Regions from separate parts of the Homo sapiens genome. Here region 1 is linked to region 2. Evidence: chromatin loops called from intact Hi-C (ENCODE). Cell type or tissue: PC-9. All regions are shown on one strand. Links, peaks and the distances in the headings refer to the core of each region. The heading gives the core; the rest is flanking DNA. Region 1 overlaps MLPH (melanophilin). Region 2 has its middle 68 kb from the start of COPS8.

Evidence for each region. Peaks named below come from ENCODE experiments on the same cell type or tissue, not always from the same donor. Only the 100,000 strongest peaks of a DNase experiment are listed, where the experiment ranks them.
Region 1: a loop joins it to region 2, with 11 times the contacts of the local background. A loop is called at or near these places in 10 of 110 quality-filtered maps.

The regions. Positions count from the first base shown.
Region 1 is chr2:237,511,514-237,514,359 of GRCh38, forward strand. The region is part of intron 4 of MLPH (melanophilin); the gene reads left to right. Among named protein-coding and RNA genes, the nearest start is that of MIR6811, 2.0 kb to the left of the region's middle. RefSeq lists enhancers at 1,270-1,770, 1,771-2,271. In PC-9, for the core only: CTCF peaks have their summits at 1,433 (motif pointing right) and 1,634; a DNase peak (open chromatin) is centred at 1,438; H3K27ac peaks cover 427 bases.
Region 2 is chr2:237,152,824-237,155,732 of GRCh38, forward strand. No RefSeq gene overlaps it. Among named protein-coding and RNA genes, the nearest start is that of COPS8, 68 kb to the left of the region's middle. In PC-9, for the core only: a CTCF peak has its summit at 1,391; a DNase peak (open chromatin) is centred at 1,448.

The sequences.
Region 1 (2,846 bases), core at 3-2,502, 360 kb after region 2:
ATTATATTGTTTTCAAATCTTCAAAGTAAGTTGAGAACTCAAAGCCAAGTTTCTGAAACCCAGCTGCTGATTGAATCACCAGGGTGCTTGTTAATACTACATGTTTTCCAAGCCCTTCTTCCCTGGGACATCTGGTTTGGGGCCTAGGCTCTCTCTTTTCAACAAACATTTCACATGAATCTGGTGATTATCAAGATTTAGAGAAATCTGTTGTAATTCAGTTGTTTTCATCTTTTGAATCCAAGTATTTATTTCATGATGAATTTGAAATCCAGGCAGTAGGCTTAAACTAAACAATGTGTTCGCCTGTAAGATCCCCCATAAGGCATTTGGAAGAGATCTTTTCAGGGAGAGGGTGGGAGGATGCCGGGGGGTCTTTTGCATTTGAGTTTGAAGGGAGCTAACCCATCAGTGTTTTTGAGAAAGCTCACCTTGTCCCTGTTACCTGGAGTCCAAGGCTTCTGCCACTAAGCCCGGCCAAGCATTCGGGTGGGACAGCCGCCACCAAGCCAGGTGTCTGGGGTCTCAGTGTCCTGGATGACTCCATCTGCAAGACCAAGGCGAGTTTCTCCAGGGCCACGAGGCAGCGCCTGGCTCCGGCAGCTGGGCACGTCCAGGGCAGAGGCTGTGCTTCTGGATTGGGGCGTCCTCACCATGCCCCAGCCCAGGCGTCTCCCCCAGGCCTTCCTTCTGGAGAGACACCTTATTCGTGCCTGTCTCTTAAAGCCTCAAGTTTGATTGAAGAAGCAGAAGTTGGCATAGACACCTTTGAGCATTCAAGCTCTCGCCGGGCCTGCTGCAGGCATTTCAAGGCATCTTAGCCCATCGTTTAATTTAGGACAGAGGCCACGGAGAGGCACCGCTGGAGCAGTACACCGCACACCACAGGGTGGCTGCACTTTTTGGGTGGTGGGGTGGGGATGGGGGCAGGTATGATCAATCATCCAAACCAGGGCATTTTTAAGAGTAAAAGGAGGCTCTACTGATAACATGCTGCAACAACAGATGTGACTAGGAACGGCCGGTGACATGGGGAGGGCCTATCACCCTATTCTTGGGGGCTGCTTCTTCACAGTGATCATGAAGCCTAGCAGCAAATCCCACCTCCCCACACGCACACGGCCAGCCTGGAGCCCACAGAAGGGTCCTCCTGCAGCCAGTGGAGCTTGGTCCAGCCTCCAGTCCACCCCTAACAGGCTTAAGGATAGAAACGACACATAACACCGGGAAAAGCCATGCTGTCAAGCATCTCAGAATCTCAACCCCAGAGGCAGTCTTTAGGGACTGGGGTGGGCTCAGGAAGCTGTATTATTTCAAAGGACGCAGTGTTTCCACAGCTCAGCCCAGAGCTGCTGGAGTTCACACGGCCCACCAGAACCTGCTGACTTCAAAATCATCACCACCAAGGGGCCAGGAGGTGGCGCTGTGGGGCAACAGAAAACAGAAAACAGCTGCTCCTTGAACTTGGATTCCCAGCAGCTCCCCCAAGCGCCCACAGGGGCTGCATTCCTCCCTGCTGGACACCTGTAACTACAACATTAAAACAGGGCGCAAGCAAGGAACACAAACACTGGGAAAGCTGTGCCTTTAAAAAAAAAAAAAAAAAGGAGGGTAAAAAAGCTTAAGGTTAATGTTTTGAAACCTGACCCAGCCAGGGCCTAATGCAGACCTTGTCCAGCTAGTAAGTGGGCCTCTGGGGGTCTTCATTGAGTGAACCTTCAGAGTGCTGGTGTTTCACCAAGGCCTTCCATAGAGGACGCGGCAGGCTCTGCAGGAAGCAGCTTCGATGGCCGATGGCCAAGAAAGGAAGGGAAAACCCCTGGACTGGTCGCTGGGCACCCAGTCCCCCTACCCCCGTGCCTTCCCTTCCAGTGCCTTTCCCTCTTTCCCTCGGTGGTAGCTTTGCCTGACAGTGCAGACCTCGCCTGACGTCAACACTAGGTTCTTTATGCTCATGTGGTTTTATTTTTGTTTTCTCCTATCAAGAGTGGTCAGAAAATCTCTGTTCCATGTCAGGAACAAGGAAAATCTTTTGGAATTTTTTTGGTTTTTTTCTTTTTTTTAGCATGACTTGATCAGATAGGTAGGATAATGTTGCCCCCTTGGCCCAAGTGCAGAGTGACAAAAGGGACCAACACTAAAAGGATCCCTGAGATCCTGGGATACTTCCTCTTCATGTTCATTGTGGGGGCCGGGGACATCACCCTGACAGGTGGGTCCCCAGGCCCCAGAAAGCTCATTTCCGCATCCCTGGGTGCAGGGGGAGTTCACGGGGTCTCTGCCTGTTGGTTTGGGATGCGTCTCCTCAAGGCACTCACTGTCCAGAGAGAACAAAAATAAAACCAGGTCTGCTCTCTGGCTCTGTCATCTGGGCACGTTCGGAGCCAAAAGCCTTGACCTTCTGAAAGTTCACTGAAAAATCATCTCGTAAAAGGCAGATTCATTGGACAAAAGATTTAGAAATGTGTTTACCGTGTATACATGGGAGCCTTCAGAATACAGACCCACAGATGCAGGGAAATTGTCCATTTTTATGCTTAGGTTCAAGAAAGGGTGGACTGCGTGTGGAAAGAAGATTATATAACAAGGCCGGACCTGCTGCTAATAGGCTGAGTGGGGAACCTAGCAAGGTCTGTCTGCCTGGATTCTTCTTGGCCTTTCCTCCTCCGAGAATGGGGCGGGATGCTCTCTGGAGTGAGGGTCTTATGACCTAAAGTCAAACAAGGAAGGTCAGATAATTTCTTTTTTTATTTTTAATGTTTTTTTTTAGAGATGGGTTCTCACTATGTTGCCCAGGCTGGTTTTGAACTCCTGGGCTCAAGCAGTCCTCCCACTTGGGCCTCTCA
Region 2 (2,909 bases), core at 322-2,821:
GGGTGGGGGGGATAGCATTTGGAGATATACCTAATGTTAAATGATGAGTTACTGGGTGCAGCACACCAACATGGCACATGTATACATATGTAACTAACCTGCACGTTGTGCACATGTACCCTAAAACTTAAAGTATAATAAAAAAAAGAATAAGTTTACTTTAAAGATATTAATATAGATTCTTGCAGACGACAATAGTTACACAAAGACGAACAATCCTTTGTCACAAGCTCTCGTAGTAGAGCACATCGCCCCATAATTTCCTTGACTTTGTTGTCTTGTGTATAAATAAGCACTGTACCTAAGGTGGGTGCCTTCCTCCTGTTGCTTTCAGGAATGCCCTGCTCTGTCTAGGGAGTAGACATTCTTTTATTCCCTTACTTTCTTAATAAACTTGCTTTCATTTTACTTTGTGGACTCGCCCTGAATTCTTTCTTGAGTGAGATCCAAGAACCCTCTCTGGGGGTCTGGATCCGGACCCCTTTCCGATAACAGTTTGACTGGGCTGAAGTCCAGGTGTCGACAGGATTGATTTCTTCCAGGGGCTCTAGGGAGGATTCATTTCCTTGCCTTTTCCAGCTTCTGGGGGCCACCTGTGTTCCTTGGCTTATGGCCCCTTCTTCGTCTTCAAAGAGCATCACTCCAATGTCTGCTCCAGTGGTCCCATTTTCCCTCTGACTCTGACCCTCTGGCTTCCCCCTTTATAAGGACCCTGTGACGACATAGGGCCCATTTAGATATTCTAGGACAATCTCTTCATTTCAAGAGACTTAATCACATCTGCAAAGTCTTTCTTCCATGTAAGGTGACATTCAGATTCTGGGATTAGGATGTAGTCATCATTGGCTGGGGGGTCATCATTCAGCCTTTCAAACCATAGGTCTTGACTGCTAATGGGTCATGAGAGCAATTTAATGGATCATAAATAGCATTTTTATAAAAATGTGATAGAATAGAATAATAGAATAATCAGAGGCACCACATTTGATACAGGTAAGTGCTGCCTTGTGAAATTTATCTCAGGAATACTCATCTACAGGTCTACATACCCAAGCAAATGTGTCTACAGGGTTCCAGAGCTAAAGGTTGGGCAAATTTGGAAAAACATGGCTGTAGAATATCTGTTGAATGACATTGCCTAGAGTGACCCAGTGAAGATAGAAGAGAACTTGGAGTGAGGCAATTGACCATGCCTTCCCTCTGCTGTGTGACCTTCAGTAAGTCAATTAACCTCTCTGAGTTTGTTTACTGGACTGTAAAACAGGGTTATTGTAATGATCAAATGAAAAAAAAATTGTGAAAGTTCTCTGGAGACATACAAATGTCAGGCAAGGTGGTTAGTGTGGTTAGTCTTCGAGAAGTGAATTGCCTTGAATAAAAGGGGTCTTATATTTGCTGTTCCCTTCGCCTTCCACACGATGGCATCCTTGAAACACAGGGAGGTGGCTGCAGGTGGCCTGTTGTGGCAGCTAGAAAAAGGTGCTAAGGATGTGGGGACATGTATTTCAAACTTTAAAGGGCCAAGGTCTCCACATGAAGGGTCGTCTCGTGAAAAGACTATATTGATATGATTTCCTTTTCCCTTCCAGTGGCAAATCCCCTCCTGACAGGCAAGCTCTTTGCCAAACAGGCGTTTTCCAGTCCTCAGAGCAGCTGCACATCATTATAAACAGTCCCTAAGTAAAGGATTGGCCCTGGACCATGTTGGGTCAATTAGCCCCTTTCTCACCTGGTTCTTTCCACCAAATTTCCAAAACGTTCAGTCTCCCACCACCCAAAACAGAAAACCCTGGTCCCTGCACTCAGAGTTACTACCTTTTATTTATTTTTTTTAAGAGATGGGGTCTCACTATGTTGCCCAAGCTGGACTCGAACGCTTGGGCTCAAGCAGTCCTCCAGCCTCAGCCTCCCAAATAGTTTGGATTACAGGTACCCGCCAGTGCACCTGATTTTAAAATCGCTACCTCTCTTCCTTCCCTCTGCCACCAGATTTCTAGAAGGAGCAGGGCACTCTTGCCTCTGCTTCTGCTATTTATTGACTCTGACTTTCAACCCACAATTCCACACACGGAAGCTCCTTTTCTTCATGGCCTCCTAATTGCAAATTCACATTTTCATTCCAATTTCTTCCTGTGACTTCTCTGCTGTGCATGGTGTTGACCACTTTCTCAGAAACTTTGGGTCTTCCCAGCTTCATCTGGCCTCAGGTCCTGGCTCCTCCCTATATCCGCTCACATCTGGCCTCTCCCCATCAGTCCCTCAGCTCCATCCTCCCTCCACTAGCTGCCAATCATGTGTCCCTGGGTTTCTGTTCCCCACACAGGTGCCTCAGGCAATGGGACTTGCAGACCCACACTCTGCCCCAGCCTCTTGACATGCCCATCAGAGTCCTCATCTGCCATTTGAGAGACAGGAACCCTGGCTCAGATCACAGTATCTCCATGTACCCAGACAGCGGGATCCTAGCAAGAGGGGCTGTCTGCTCAAGGTCATGAGAAAGTGGCAAGCAAAAGAGAAGGGTCGCCTTCCTCGGGATGGGCCAGCCTGAAGGAGTCAGAAGAGCGGGGAGGTATGAGGAACTCTATCTTGGGGCTGAACAGAAGCCCACAGTGCAGCCAGGAAGTGTGACATGAACAGTTCAGGCTGTGCACAAAGACGGGGAGAATGCTGGAGGTTTCTTATGGCAATGAGAGTTTCACACACCTGCCTTATTGCTTAGCCTTTGTGTTTCCCCTCAGGGATTAGCAATGCAATTCGAAAATAAAACTCACTGTGTGGCTGTTGGAGGGGGTAGCACACAGGCTGCCTCACAGCCAGCACAGGCAAGAAAGTCCCCCCAGGACTCAACAGCAATGGATTTGCAGCGGTGGGTGGCGTTTCCTGTGCCTTTACCCTGGGCTGGCCCCTGT